2 separate regions of the Homo sapiens genome follow, and region 1 is linked to region 2. A link is an interaction called in ENCODE POLR2A ChIA-PET data of the cell type or tissue named here. Cell type or tissue: MCF 10A. All regions are shown on one strand. Each heading gives the region's core, and the rest is flanking DNA. Links, peaks and the distances in the headings are about the cores only. Region 1 has its middle 67 kb from the start of NHLRC3. Region 2 has its middle 160 kb from the start of NHLRC3.

Region 1 (8,345 bases), core at 190-8,189, 90 kb after region 2:
TTCACTTCTGCCATTGTTATTATTCATCTGGCATCAGTAGACATTTGAGTTTACCGACATTGCTGCAAAGAGCTAGGTAATTTCTGCTATGCTCATGCTTCTTAGTTCCATTCATGGAAACATCTGTCTGTGCTTGAAATATTCCAAGCTCTTTCAGACCTCTAAGCCCTTATTAATTGTGTTCTCTCTGCTTGGAATAAGCCCCCATCCAGCCTTCTCTCAGGAGAATCCCTGCACCTTCTGTAATTCAATGTCAATTTGTTTGTGATATGTGGCAAAATTGCCTGCTCCCTCCTCTGGGCTCACAACGTAGTTGAAGGCATCTTTGTCATACACAGTTCTCCCCATTCTATATTATGATTATGACTGCATCTCCACGCCCTTGACTGAGGGGTCCTCAAGGGCAATTGTGAGGATCTACATGTCTTTGGATCCCCATCAGCTGTCTGGCACATGGTTAGATGTGATACATGCTTGTTCTGTGAATGGGCAATAAATAGCCTCTGGGTCTTCAAACAATGCAGCACCAAGTAGAGAGAACAATATTGCTATTTGAAAACTGCATCCAAAACTGGGCTCTCCCACTCACATAACCTCTTTAGCCTATGTCTTCATTTTTAATAAGGGTTAGCAACACCTACCTTACAGAGTTATTCTGAGAATTAAATGAGAATTTAAATAAAGTGTCCATCATCACAGCCAGAAGCTCTTAGCACGTGCACATTGCTCATGATTAGTTTGGACTAGTTTGTCTGCTGAATTTGAAAATCTGAAAAAAAGTGCATAAGCAGAGAAATGACACTTATTCCAAATAAATAAATTGTCCATTTTTCACTCAGTCCATCTTAACCATGTACAATGAACTAAATTACTATTTATAATTTCCTATGTACAACAGAGCCACAGCACAAGAGGGTGGGCATAAGAAGTTGCCACCCAGAAGAGCTTTCACTCATGAAAGAAAGCCCTACAAATAGGCCCAGGAGAAGCAACGTTCACCAACAATTATGGACGTTCTCATTTTTTCTGTTCCTTGGAATTTTCTCTTACCTGTTGCTTTCATTTCTAAAACAACTATGAAAAGCAAAGATTTTTTTCTCTCTTCCCTCAAGCCAGTTGCTGGCAGTTACGCTAAATTAAGAGGGAGATGGGGTTCAAATTTTCTAAACTTTAAAATTCTGATAATCTATATCAGAGACTGGGTTGTGTCCGATGCATATATTTTTATCTACCTCAGAGATACTATATACATTTACATAAACCCATTCTTTTAACAGAAAGGCTAATATCATCATAAAATAAGAGAAATGAACAAAGAGAAAAGGAAAACATGTTTTGAAGCTCATGAATCAGACTTTTTCAAGAGAATGAGATTCAGAATTGGTTGCTTTTTGAAGATATTAAACAGGACCCCTGATTTCCCCAGAACTGTACTCTGAAGGATATTTCGAACTAGAAAGCTACATAGGAAGTAAACATGACAGAAATTGTCATTCCTCTTGTCACTCAGAAGAACCATCTGCTTCTGAGTTGAAGCCATTTTCTATTAAATTCACCAGCATGCTAATTAAAGAATGACTGGAGGATAGTGAAGCTGCCAGATGCTATGAAGATATATCACTGTCTTTTTATATGGTTAGGCAAACGTTTAATTAAACCTGCAGCTGCTGTGTCTGGTCGATCTACCAACACAGCTAAATCTCATTTACCTGAGAAAATCATTTCGCATTAGTGTCTTTCAAGAAGTAAAACAACTTAAAACAGACTTTGCTGAAATATTTAATATCTTTGTACATGATTTAATTATATGCATCAGTAATTACATCAGGGCAACTTGAACCTGACTTTCCTTGGGGTTCTTGTTGTGTCTCCTGATAACTAATCAAGTGTCTCCTCATTGAAGACACTGGAGGAATAGAATTACAGAGCGCCTAAGTATAGGTGCTTAGCCTGTTTCTACTACATTTTACTCGGGCATATGAGTTTGAGTGCATTTGAAAGGCCGCTTTTTGAAGAAAATTAGACAAGACCTAGAGGAGATGGAAATGAAATGCAGCATCAGGGTGCTTGTCTTGAAACTCTGCTAATGATCAACACAATCGCCACCAGTACTGTGGACCTGTGCTGATTGTTTCTTTAAGAAAATAGTCATTTTCTTTTGTGATAGAGTTTTGTTTGAATTTTGGATGTATGCACATTCTTCTACTTTGTAAATAGAACAGTGTTTTGATCAGCAGTGGGTTTTAACTGGAAAACATACTGTATATCCCCAAATTCAAAAACAAATCATCACTATTAATAGATGCTAGCTTCAGATTAAAATGGAGACAGTTATCTTAATTGAGGATCTTGAAGACTGGATATATATAGTCTTCATTGACGGGTTTTTAGGCTAATGTCTTAAGCATGAGATGCAGTGCAAAAGGGGGAAAAAAGTCATGTAAAAGCCCTAGATCAGCTGAGAGATGAACCTCAGCTGCAGATTTCCCTGCTCTTCCTCAGGAAAGAAAAGCCTCCTTGGAGGCAGCCAGCTTCACCTCCCTGCTTGGCTGGTCCCTAGAACGCTGTGACAGCAAAGCTGCTGAGACAGTTTGCCTGAAGGATCAGAGGCAGAATGTGGCAGTATATACAAGAGAAGCACTACCTGCCTGGATTGTGCCACAAATTTAACCCAAGGAGTTTGTGATTCTATTGGCTCCCCCTTCCTAGAATGCTTGGTGCACTAGTGACTCCTTGTCAAGCACAACTTAGCCAGCAGTTTCTCCAGACTTTCCAGCACCAAGGATTGTTTCCTTCTGTTAGGTAAATGGACGTGCTTTGGTCAAGAATAGGCTGAGGCAGACATCCAGGCCAGTGTGACTCGGAGTTTATAGTGCAGGCACACAACTCCACTTGTTATATAACCTGTTTGTATAAGCTCATACTTGGCTCGAAGCCACTATTGTCTGTAAAAGGTATAACTGCCCTGCTGACAACTGTACACACAGCTCTTGCAGATGGACAGCGGGGAGCCAGGAACCAGCCACGTGCCAGGGAGTGCAGCTGTAAGTGTGGGAGCGGCAGGAGCCCCAGAGCCTGAGCAGGCAGCCAAAACAAAGGTGGACAGTGTAAGAGAGCTGCTGAATAAAACCATATTTCACCTGCCCATGCCCCACCCCGAGTGTTCTTTCAGCTATCTGCCACCCATCTACCCACTCCCCTTGGAACTCAGCATGAGCTGGAACCTGACACTTGGTGTGACACCTTCGCAAAAGAGCTGGGGAGAGATGCCACAGTCAACATTTGTGGGATCAGCTTTATGATGTATAGCTGCTAGGACAACATGATGGCCTTTGTGGCTTGCTTTCTTGCTGAGGAGAAAGAGGGAAGTTCTCCTGGGGAAAACTTGGTGATATTTTCAGTTCTATGCGGTAAATATTTTATCACTTTGGTAATGGGATAACTTGCTACCTTGCCAGCTACCCCTAGAATAATGTCTTCCCCCTTCCCTTAATAACAAAGAGCTTCTAAATGCTGTAGTTGTAGTTGCTGAGGAAAACAGTAGAGGAGGGACACAGAGGAAGTTAAGAAAGTGGGTGCTTAAGAGTAGAGCACTGTTTTGTGAGCCTGCACCCCCTAGTGTGAGTTTCAATACGTTTCATTATGAAGTTGTACAATCCAAATTAGAATTTTTCTTTTCTGGGTTTGTTGTCGTTGTTTCTATTTTCATTTTTAAGGAGAACATTCACCATCCTGTAATCACACCACAGCTATGTTTTGACAGCATGGGACACAGCCACTAACATTCTGTCCTCTTTCTGATTATTTAGGAATAAACAGTACAGAAACTAAGAAAGCAAGACACACTGAACGGAGTGGGATTCCTTGGAAGCAACTCTATGGGGAAGTGTTAGACAATCACTTCCTACTTGGTCTGTTTTAAATTAGTCCTCTGAATGTCCTCATTTCTAAATTTTAAGTTGACTATCCAAATTTTAAAAATCAGACAATCAGGAGCCTGCAACCTGAGTCAGGCCTTTCTGATTTCAAACTTACAATTGTCTGCAATCTCGCCATTGGCAACAGTCCAAGAAAACATGTGAATGCAGCTGCCCAGTGTGCTCTGCCACAGACATATGCTAGACTTAAAGATATTAAACCACAAGCTCTAAATACAAGTAAGTATGCCAGCTGTTGTTTTTCCATCAGGATCAAGTTACCCAGGTAAATTCTCTCAGGAGAGAAATTGGAAAGTGGAGGAAATAAATATTCTTAACAGGAATTCCCTATTTCTTTCTGAAATTACACAAAGTAAATAGTTTTGGATTCTGAAAACATAATCATTGTAAAAATTAAATATCTGGGGTAACATAAATGAAGAGCCATTTATAATCCCAAGAGTCAATAAAGAGGGAAACAATTAGTTATCAATGTTAATAGTTGGTTACAATAGGCCAGGCACAGTGGCTCACGCCTGTAATCCCAACACTTTGGGAGGCCGAGGCGGGCGGATCACGAGGTCAGGAGATCGAGACCATCCTGGCTAACACGGTGAAACCCCATCTCTACTAAAAACACAAAAAATTAGCGGGGCATGGTGGCGGGCGCCTGTAGTCCCAGCTACTTGGGAGGCTGAGGCAGGAGAATGGCATGAACCCGGGAGGCAGAGCTTGCAGTGAGCCGAGATCGCGCCACTGCACTCCAGCCTGGGTGAGAGTGCGAGACTCTGTCTCAAAAAAAAAAAAAAAAAAAAAAAAAAAAAAAAAATAGCTGGTTACAAGAAAGTAATCAAAAGTATATTATAACAATATTTTCTTTCAATTTATAAGCATGGCATTTATATACCCCTGCTCGAGAGGAAATGAACTTTGGGTGGATTTTCCAGTGGTAGGGTTATTCTGTCCCATTTTTCTGAGATGACTAGTCGTGGCTAAGGATGGGATTTGTGACTTTGTAACATGACAGGCTGTTTAAACTTGGCCTTATTGGTGCCACCTGCCAATCAGTTGAAGTGTACAGTCAGGACAAAGCAATAATTTGTAGAGAAAATATTATGTACATTTTCAGGGAGGCTCTCAACTACAGCTCTCAATAATAGCCAGAAATAGCTAATTCAGATGGGATTCATGAGCTAACTTACTCTTATGATCTCATCTAATCCCAGTTACCTCTCCAATGGCCCCATCTCAGAATACTATCAAATTGGGGATTAAGACTTCAATATATGAATTATGGGGTGCACAAATTAGTCCATAGCAGTTAACAAGAAATGTATATTTATAAGTGCCCTCCCAGTTATTTATGTTTGTCTTCATTTAGCAATTAATTTTTAAACACTACTATGGGCATACAAAAATGCAAAAATGATTAAGACACACATTTCCTAACCTTAAGTAGCTCATAACTCAGTGAGGAAGATAGACACACAGAAAACAAAAATTGAAATAAGGTGTGATTATTCTAATAAAGGTTTGTAAGAGGAAATGTGTCAAGGCTTTATTACAGTTCAGTAGTTTAGTTCATCAGCAATCTCTCTGAATTTATTGAGCACCAACCACATACCAGGCAATGCGCTTGGCACTCAGAATATAAAGAAATAGAAACAGAGTACTAGCTCAGGCCAAAGGATCCAGGGAAGATTTTCTAAAGAAAATGGTGGGATGCGCTCACCTGAACTGAGGAAAAATTAGCCAGGTTGGTGAGAGGGGAATAGGCATCCCTAGCAATGAGAGGAAAGTGTGCAAACACACAGTGGTATGAAGTACTGGCAGAGAACTAGACAGTGTGGCTGGAACATAAAAAGGCGTGAGACTGGCCTGGGTCAGGGAGGTGGGGATGGGAGAGAGGTGATAAGAAATGGCCAGATTCTGGATATATTCTGAAGCTAGAGCTATCCATTAAGGTATGTGAGAGAAAAGAGTTAAGCTGACTCAAAGATTCGTATTCGAGAAACTAGAAGAACAGATGTATCATTTACAAACAAAGACTGGTGGAAGGAACGGACATGTGGGAAGAGGCTGGTTCAGAATCAGGAGTTTGGTGACTGGAGATTCATTTGCTTCACAAGTTTTGTTTTAAGTGGGCTCCCAACTGAAAGAGAATAAAGGCCTAAGAGTGCTGTAGGAGGTAGAACTGACAGAATTTGTGGACTAATTAGATCTAGGCAGTGAAGAAAAAGGCAGAGAGTGGAGTCTTAGATGACTCTGACTGGGTCACGAGGTAGACAATGGGACCATTCACTGTGATGGGCATTACAGGCAGGAAAGGGAAGTTACAGTGGGGTGATAACAAGCTCCATTTTTTTAACGTTACATTTAAAGGCCTGCGATACACCAAGTGGAAATGCCATCAGGGTCTCTGGAGCTAGGGAGGGAAAAGTGCTAGAAATGTATCACCCCCTTTAGTGGCAGAAACTGAAGCCATAGGGTAAATGAGAAAGCATATAAAGATGAGATACAATGCAAAGAGAAGCAATATAAAGACAGAACTTTATTGAACAATATTTAAGGAGAAGAGCCCAAAGAACTTTGATCCTGATCTAGTTCAAACTTTCCTGTTGAAGAAAAATACATGTGATCTGTACAGAAGAGCCATTAGAGGCTTATAGACTAAGTCAAATTTTCATAATCATGATAAGATAAAGAACTATGTTTCAAAGATCAAAAGCAAGATTAAATAAATTCATTCTTTTATGCTTTATACTCAAGAAATCTAGGCTATCATAATTTGAGAAAATATTTTTAAAGTTTTATTAAAATATAGTATGCCTACAGAAAAGTGTACATATCATAGAAGTACAATTAGAGTAGTTTTCATAGACTGAACACACTCATTTAACCGAACCAAGAGGAAGAAATAATATATCACCAACACCTCACCTCAGATGACGTATTTATCAATTTGAATGTCATGGACATTTGAGTAGCTTCTAGTTTGGGACTACAAAGGACTGCTAGAAATATCCTAAAACCTAGCTTTTGGTAAATATATATAGAAGTGGACTAGTTGGATCATAGTATATCCTATGTTTAGCTTTAGTTTTTCAAAGTGGCAGTCCAAGTTTACACTTAAGCAGAAGTGTGTGAGTTCTAGTTGGACCGAAAGTTTTCAAAACAGAGGGAAAACTGTTGCAAAGGAGCTCTTCAATGAGAGGAAAATGTCCACATCTCAAAACTGGTTAATATTATATTTTTTCTCATTTTAATTTTCTATGGGTGAAAAGACTAGTGATGGAAATAGGAATTACTTTAGTACTACATACATGCATTTTACTTAATCACTAGTAAGCCACAGCCCCCTTGCCTCTCAACTTAAAGCAGACTTTCTCAAAGTCAAACTCAAATGCTACTACTGTCCATACAGCTTTCCTTATCCTCTCAACTAGAAGTGATGTCACTTATTAAAATGTTTTTTCTGTTTATGCTATTGAAGTCCCAACTTTTATTTTGGCCACATTGTGTATCTTATCTCTTATTTATTAGTGGCTTGAAGGTAAGGACTGTGTATATGTATATCACTATCTATTCCATCTAGACTTTTTCAATTTACCCATAGTTTTTCATAAATTTGTTCACAGAATAAATAATTTTCACATTTATTGTGAAGAGTCCCACTCATTTATTTCCAGTACCACAATGTGTTAGTATCCCTTGGCTTTAGGGAACAAATGACTTAAAAAAAAGACTTGATTTCAGAAAATTAAACATTGAAGCTCATCTCTAACTTACACCTCAGGGAGCAGGGAGTGGGAAGGAATTTAGAGGGGAAGCAGAAAGTCAAGCAATTTTTATTGTTCAAAGGAATGTGCAATATGTTCTCTTGAAGCTCTGGGGATTTAAATATCAGGGGGATTGTTGGCAGCTTGGGTTTGCATATGCAGCACTGTTTGGGAATGCTCATATGGTGTGTGATTGTGCTATGCCTAGAACTGACAGCACCATCTGTTTCCTTGCTTTATTGAGCAATGGGAATTAGCCTGCCCTCTCCAAATGAGCACATGTGCGAGCACACACGCACACACACACACACACACATATGCATGGCCCCGACCCCCACCCCAGCCTAAACAGAATACTTGATCGACTCTCCATTTCAAGCTTTAATCTCAGCAAGCAATTCAGATGAGTCAGATATCAGAGTATGGCCATGGTGAGATCCTACTCTTTCATGGAGAACTGCGAGGTCCAAGTGACAAGGAAACAAGTAATCATCACATGCAAAGTTATTCAGCATGGAAGATGAGTTATAATGACAGATGGTACCAGTCAAAAAAAATAGCTCTATGGAAAAAAGCATGCTGACAGGATACCAGTGTATAAGTCAAACATGGGCAATGTAATAAAATAGCAATAAGGGATGACACAACA
Region 2 (8,345 bases), core at 183-8,182:
TCCACCTCCACATCTTGTCCCACTGGAAGGTCTGCAGGGGCAATAACATGCATGGGGCTGTCATCTCCTATTATAATAACAAGGCCTTCTTCTGGATACCTCCTGCAGGACCTGCCTGAGGCTGTGTTAGAGTTAACTTTTTAAAGTATATAAAAGTAGAAGGAGTACACTCTAAAATAATGATAAACAATCTAATAGATACATAAACCAGTAACACAGTTGTTTATTATCAAGTATTATGTACTGTACATAATTGTGTGTGCTATACTCTTATGTGACTGGCAGTGCACTAGGCTTGTTTACACCAGCACCACCATAAACCTGTGAGTTATGTGTTATACTACAATGCTATGATGGCTATGGCATCCTTAGGCAATAAGAGTTTTTCTACTCCACTGAAATCATATAGGATCACCATCATATGTGCTGTTGTTGTCCAAAATATTATTGGCTGTGTGTATATATGTGTGTGTATATACAACATGTATGTGTATATATTATATAATATATATGTATAGCAGTGCATGTATGTTGTCTATTAATATACATATATTAAGTTGTATGAGCTCAGTTTTTTTAAAAACTGTTAGTGCTGTGTGATCAAAACCTGAAAAAAATACTGCTATAATCAATCAACTCAACATGTAGTACTGTACTAATTTCTAAATATTTGGATCATCAGAATTGATGACATAATAATAATGTTCCTTCTACATATTGTTTGAAAAAATAGAATATTATGAATTCAGTAATTATTGAAAATGGCAATGTATTTTATCGCTGTGGCCTATGCACATTGGAAAAATAGTAGTGTATATCTATGTGCAAAATACGTACTTTGCCTATGTTACATTTGTAGATATTTTGCAATTAATTTATGAACTCCCCAGGGAGTGCAACAACAGCATAGCAACAGTTGAGAAGGATGTTTCTTTCTGTGTGCCTTATAAGGTCTTAGGTTCCCAGCCTTAAATATATCTGGCAACTTATTTGTCTAAAAAGGAGATTAACTGTCTAAAGTGAGGTATGAGGAATGGTAAGACTGAATCCCACTAGAAAGCACATATACATTTCAGAAAGTTCTCTTTAGTAAACCATTCCTTAACCAGGGAATACCCCTATGGCTTAGCAGAGTTACTCCTCTCTCAGGAAGTTCTCTTTAGTAAACCTTTCCTTAACCAGGGAATACTCCTATGGCTTAGCAGAGTTACTCCTCTCTCAGGAAGTGAACAGTGTGCTATAAATGGCTCAAGTGTGGGACAGTAAAGTCTATTGAGGTTTTCAGGGGATGAGGAAGTGTCTTTTAAATACCATACACTGAAAATATTACTTGCATTAGCTTTGTGCTGCTTTTCTTTTATAAATATTAGCACTGATCTCTGTAATTTAACTTTTAAATTGAAGATATGTGACATCTATAATTAGGGTCATGTCCTTCCTAAAGAGGATGCTTTAGCTGGTGCTAAGGAAACTACGTCATCCTCAGAGTACTCCAGAGGCAATGATGAACCAGAATGAAGCTGACAACCGAATGTTTTCATTTCATTTCCTTAGTCAAAATAAGAAATGGAAATGAACACACAAATGAATCATGAGACCTTTCTGGTAGTGATGATTTGAAAGTGAATACCTGTGTGGCTCACTAGTAATATACGAGGAAAAGAAATAGTTATATTTAAATTTTTTATCATCATGATTGGTTTTCTGTTTTTCCTGAAGCTAATGGGTTTTGCTTTTGTAACACAGTGTGCACTAAGGAGTTTGTGCATTCTTTGTGGCTGAAGCAGGTTACTTAGTCTTCTTTTGTCACGTCCTTCTTCAGAATCTAATTTAAGATACTGTCAAAAGGAAAATGTTTACTGTAAGTGAGTCACCCTTTGCTGAAATCATTTTGGCAAATACAACCCTAACAGAAATAAATTCACTGTAATTGTTTCATATCTCCTGAGGTCCCCTAAGTACCCATCTGGCTCTTGTGCTCTAGGTGAGGGCACAGAGCGGGTAAAGAAAGCTTGTTTGCACCATGCAGCATTCAAAGGTTCTATTTCTTCTGCCTGGAAATCCCTCCCACCCCTGTCCATCTCCAACTGAAATCTACTACCACTTAAAACGTTTGCTTAAATGACACTTCCTTGGGGCCTTCTGATCCATTTAAATTAGGCTGTCTTGTTATAATCCCTCATTGCACACTATATTTTCCCTTCATGTTGCAATTTGTTATAATTTTCCTATATATTGTAGCAATTTATACCATGCTTATTTGTATTATTATTTGTTTCATGTAATATACACAAGAACAGGGTTTGCATCTATCATATCCCCACCTGTATCTCAGAATGTTCTGTGGCTCATTAGATGAAGCTCAAGATATGTTTATTAAATAGACTTTTTTTACATAATTTTAATATCTTCTATTTTAAGGCATTAGAATTTAGGTAGATAAGAACACCCTTGGTAGCTTTTTCATAAAGTTGTCACTCACCGTTATTCTCAAAGAGAAACAAAACACTCTCAATTACTTCTAGGTACTGGGATTGTTGACATACCTCTTTCAAGAACAAAGTAATTTTGTAAATGATGGTTTGATTTGCTGAATAGGTACCAATTTATTTTCAGGGTTTGAGACTCATAAATCAAAATTTCCACTTAAAATGTTAATATACATGAAGAAAAATGGGGGTTCACATTCTCGGCTTGGGAAAGAAAACACTTTGGTATTGAATGCCTTAAGATTTGCAATTAAAAATGCAATGAAAAGCAAGGCTCAAGTGGTTGCAGTATACTAGTAGTCTTTTCCACAAGATTCTGTTAAGAAATAATGAGTCCAAAAGTTGTTTTCAATATTGTTTAAAAAGAAAGAAGCATCATACACTCCCCCTCAGTAAGATTTCACAGAATAACTGAAATGTCGTACTCCTTTGATTTTGATTGGAATTAGATTAATCAAACATGATTGTGCATGGTGATCAGTTAATTTTTAAGGCTAAGAGCAAATATTACATCAAATTAATAAAAAATAGAAGTCTATTTTTTTACTTTATAAATATGATTTGTTTGCTAGACAGCATCTTTCAAATACCTAAGGGCTAATGAAAAACATATTCTAAAAGGCATCCCTGGTGGTAAACAGTTTAGGAACTTCCATATCCAACAGTTTCAAGGAGAGGGATGAATGTCTTCTTTGCTAAATAACATGACAATTTTCTTGCTGGAAAGCAGCATAAATTAGGAAATAAATAATGAAAATCAGCACTTACAGTTGGCCTATTAAAAAGCCTTAATTAGTGATGGTTCCTGGGAGGTCCTAAGGGTATGACATATGTTCTATGGAAATATAAATTAAGAAATTCCAGGCAACCCAGGAAATTAATCATTTTCCTTAATTCCCAGCAAATGGTCTTGACTCCCACTTTACAGAAAAATGAGGTATCATCAAATGGGAATTTCATTAGCTTCCCTGACCGTATCTGGCTTGCATTTACCTGGAGGGGATATAGTGCCCCTCCTTTGTCTAAGACTGTTGCCTCCTCTGTTCTTTGAACTCTATTCCCTCCACCGTCTTAGGACTATACTATTGAAGGACTATTCTTTTCCTTGTTCTGATCTTCAATCTTCATTTTCTATCTCTCGCATGGTCTGAGCTCACTGGCTCTGTCCCACCAGCGCTTAAACAGTCAAATGTCCCAGATCTTAAAAATCATACAAATAAAAATGTCTCTCAACACACAATACCTTCCAGGCATTGCTATTTCCCTCCTTCTTTCTATGGAAATAATTGCCTATACTTTCCACCTTCACTTCAGCGCTATTCATCACCCCTCAACACACCTGCAGGCTGGACTCGGGGCTCACCATTCCACAGGAACAATTCTTGCCAAAGTCACCAGCAAAATTCTTGATAGTGAATTTAATGTACATCTCTCTGTCTTTATCTTACTTGGCCTCTAGGCAGCCTCTGAAAACTAGTCTTTTCTTCATTCATTTATTCAGAAAATATATCTTGATTACCTTCTAAGAGACAAACACTGATTTGTGTGCTGAGAATACAGTAGGGGAGAAAAATGAGTCTTGAAGCATTTCCTTCTGTTGGCTTTAGTTACATGAACTTTCTTGATTTGCTTCAATTCTTCTGACCTCCCGTTTTTAAATGGTTTATTGATAGCTCTTTCTCTTCTTGTCTTGCAAATGTACTATTTTTCATCTACATTAGGCCCAGTTTCTATCCACTGCACCATCTGTGTACAGTTATTCCCAATATGAGTTTGAAAATCTGCATCCCTCTCCTGAGCTACTGCTCCACATATCAAGCTTCTCTTTAAATTGTCCCCCAGCAGTCCTACAGGATGTTCCAATTCAACATGTGCCAAACTAGATGCTGATCCTTCTCTGGGAGTGACCCCACCATTCCTTCAATTGCCTACACCAGAATCTTGGTCATTACCTGTGATTCCTCCCTTACTTCATTCTCAATCAATTCTACCTCCTCTACAATTTTCCAGTAGTTGCCCTCCCATTTTTCCTCACTTCCACAGTCCACTTTAAGGCCATCAGCATTTCTTACCCGCCTTCTCATAACTCTCTAACTTCAATCTTGACTCCTCTAATCCTATATCTTTCAGCCTAATGTGTCTTTCTAAAACAATATATCTGATCATTTGCTTCTTCCTTAATACTTTTCATTGGATATCAGGTTGTTTTCTTTCTTTTTTTTGAGATGGGGTTTTGCTCTTTTTTCCCAGGCTGGAGTGCAGTGGTGCGATCTTGGCTCACTGCAACCTTGGCCACCCGGGTTCAAGCAATTCTCCTACCTCAGCCTCCTGAGTAGCTGGGATTACAGGCATGCACCACCATGCCTAGCTTATTTTTTGTATTTTTAATAGGGACAGGGTTTCACCATGTTGGCCAGGCTGATCTCAAGCTCCTGATCTCAGGTGATCCACCTGCCTCGCCTTCCAAAGTGCTGGGATTACAGGCGTGAGCCACCACACCCGGCCCCAGGTTGTTTTCAGTACTACATTCACACTCCTTGGTATGACTTAGCATGGCTCTCTGATAATGTGGCACTTACCTTTCCCTCCAGCCCAATCAACTATCATCCCCTCTGTCAAACCACTTCATGCACTCCAGCCATAATCATCTTCATTTTCTCTAGGTCTGGTTCTTCATAGGTACTGTTTTCTTTGACAAAAATATTGGTTGTAGCTGATGCATGTATATAAATATATATATATATGAATACTGCTAATTTTTATAAAGTAATCTCCTATTTGACAACCTTAATAAACATTCTTAAATAAATTCAAGGCAATTTGGGAAATTTGAATACAGACTATTATATATTGTTTAAAAATAATTGTTTTTTTTTCTTCAGATTTGATGATGGAGTCAAGGTTATGCTTGAGGGAAAAATCCTTATTAGTTAGCAGTAGAATTGGTTTTAAAAACTCACACAAAAGAAGGATGAGGACGAGAAAGTGAAGAAGGACAAGGACAAGAAAGAAAGTAGTATGTGGAATGGATAGATGAAACAATATGGAAAACCTATCAGTGTTGCGTCTGGGTGATGAGCTTGTGGAATTCATTATACCACTTTTATTTTTGTTTAAAATTAATAACAGCAAGTCTATAGGAAAGGGAAAATTCTATCAGATGATTTTTTTTAATCCAGCTCTACCATGCTTTTTATCAAACTTAAGGAAAAATAAAACAGAAAGGCAATAAAGATATGTAAAAAAAGACATATCTGGAACATAGACAAAGATATAACTATTATTATCAGGGAAAAGTAAAGGCAAAAGTATTACTAGAGTTAAAGAAAGACACTACTAATGATAAAAGAACAATCTGCCAAAATATAGAATTCTCATGAAATTGTATGCATAAAGCAAAATCACACAGAATAGAAATTGATATATCTATAGTCGTGTAGGAAGATTTAAACATATTTCTCTCAGAAATTAAGATCAAGTAGGATCATTTAGTAAGGACACAGGAGATTCAATCAATTCAAGTCCCAAACTTAATCTATTGTTGCCTATAAGTTATGGAACTACTAAATAGAGAATATATGTCCCTTTCAAACATCCATGAAAAGTTTTGAAAATGACTGTTTTAAGCTCTTAAGAATCCAGGTTATAACCTATAGCCCATGTCCTTTGGCTACAATGCAATTAGATTCATTATCAGTCAATAAAAGATGGGAAAGAGTAAATCACAGTGGAAACTATGAATTTCTTTCTCTTTTTCTCTTTCTCTTTCTTTTTTTTTTTTCCCTTTTCTTTGAGACAGGGTCTTGCTCTGTCACCCAGCCTGGAGAGCAGTGATTCAAACACAGCTCACTGTAGGCTTAACCTCTTAGGATCAAACGATCCACCTTCCTCAGCCTCTCAAGTAGGTGAGACTACAGGCACATGCCACCACGCCCAGCTGATTTTTTGTAGAGACAGGGTCTCCCTTTGTTGCCCAGGCTGGTCTTAAACTCCTGGCTCAACCTCCCAAAGTGCTGGGATTACAGGCATGAGCCACAGCCATGAATTTCTTAAAAATAATTTCCAAAGAAAGTTTTTTAAACTGGTAGGATATAGGTAAGCAGTACTTAAGAGAAAATTTATAGCTTTGAAGGTATATTTATAAACATTTTAAAAAGCAAGAAAAATTAAACATAAGCCAGTTAAATATTCAACTCTAGAAGCTACAGCAGGAACAGTGGAGTAAACACAAATCAGAACAAAGAAAATAATAAAGATAGAACTAAAAAGCAATGAGAAAAATAATATTTAGAGTTAACCTACAATACAGGCCAGGCACCATGGCTTATGCCTGTAATCCCAGCACTTTTGGAAGCAGAGGCCGAGGAGGGTGGATCAGGAGTTGAGGTCAGGAGTTCAAGACCAGCCTGGCCAACTTGGTGAAACCCTGTCTCTATTAAAAAAAAAAAAAAATAGCTAAGCGTGGTGGCACATGCCTGTAGTCCCAGCTACTTGAGAGGCTGAGGCAGGAGAATTGCCTGAACCCGGGAGGTGGAGGTTGCAGTGGGCCGAGATTGCACCACTGCTCTCCAGCCTGGGTGACAGAGTAAGACCCTGTCTCAAAAAATAAATAAATAAAGACTAAATTAAAAAAATAGAGTTAACCTGCCATAAAAACGCTCAAAGAGACTAATTAAAAAGTTAGTAAATCTCTAAAAACATGTATTAAGAAAAAGAGAGAGAAGGCCCTAGTATGAATGTAAAGAAATGAAATGCAAGAAAAGGAAAGACATTATTAGTCAAGCTAAGGTAGTTTGTGCTGCAGTAAAATCAATACCAAGACTTCAGTAGCTTAACAAAGCAAAAGCTGATTTACGTTCACAAAAATATATCCAGGTGACTTTTCAAGGTTCTTCCTGAGGTGGCTGAGCGTTCTACGTTGCTTTGCTCTTCTGACATTTGCTTCCATGATCACCCTGTAGGAGACAGTGATATACCCACTATGAACCACACACTGGCAAATGGAGACAATACACCACTCCTTCTCACACAGCACAGGAAAAACAAAGTCAGCCTGCCAGGCTTGATGTCAGGGGGGTGGGAGGAAATAGAATACCTCTGAAAGCACACTGAGATGAAGAGAATGGGAAATATGGACAAACATTAATAATGCCTACCCAAATTATGACTAATTTTATGACAATGAAGATAAACATTTACATGAAATGCAAACTCTTTGAAAAAAACAAATTATTAAAATTGACTTAAAAAGTAATAGAGGACCTAAATATAGCCAAAATTATTAGAGATACTGAATCAGTAGTCAAGAATTTTCTCCCACTGAAAAATACTATGCCCAATCTTCAAGAAACAGGTAATGCTTCTTTTATATAATTAAGAACATTTTTTAAAAGATTAAAAGCTACCTACCTTCTCTTATGAGGCTACTATAACTTTGATAAGATACCAGATAAAGACATTATCAGAAAGGAAAACTGAAGATTAATATTATCAATGAACATAAATGTAAAAATCCTAAATATAGTACTGGTATAGCCAGTACATGAAACAAGCAGGAATCACAGGATGTGATCACAAAATATCTTTACTTTTTTCCCCTCTGTTCCTTTAAAGTGTGTTTGGAGAGATGGATTGCTTAACATTCCCTGGATAAAAACTCAGGCAATCTCATGATTTTTTCTGATTATTCCTTGGTAATTAAAAACCCTAAATCAAACATAATTTCAACTCAGAAATTTGGATATTGTCTCAACTCAGAAATTTGGATATTAAGTCTCATATTAAAACTCAAACTTTCTTTAAGGATAAATCTGGCCCAGCGCCATGCCTCATGCCTGTAATCCCAGCCCTTTGGGA

What was found. Peaks named below come from ENCODE experiments on the same cell type or tissue, not always from the same donor. Only the 100,000 strongest peaks of a DNase experiment are listed, where the experiment ranks them.
Region 1: POLR2A ChIA-PET joins it to region 2 with 5 read pairs; 2 of 35 experiments call an interaction of 5 or more read pairs at or near these places.

The regions. Positions count from the first base shown.
Region 1 is chr13:39,101,048-39,109,392 of GRCh38, reverse strand. No RefSeq gene overlaps it. Among named protein-coding and RNA genes, the nearest start is that of NHLRC3, 67 kb to the right of the region's middle. In MCF 10A, for the core only: no CTCF peak of the experiment used is centred there; a DNase peak (open chromatin) is centred at 4,062.
Region 2 is chr13:39,190,702-39,199,046 of GRCh38, reverse strand. No RefSeq gene overlaps it. Among named protein-coding and RNA genes, the nearest start is that of NHLRC3, 160 kb to the right of the region's middle. In MCF 10A, for the core only: no CTCF peak of the experiment used is centred there; no DNase peak of the experiment used is centred there.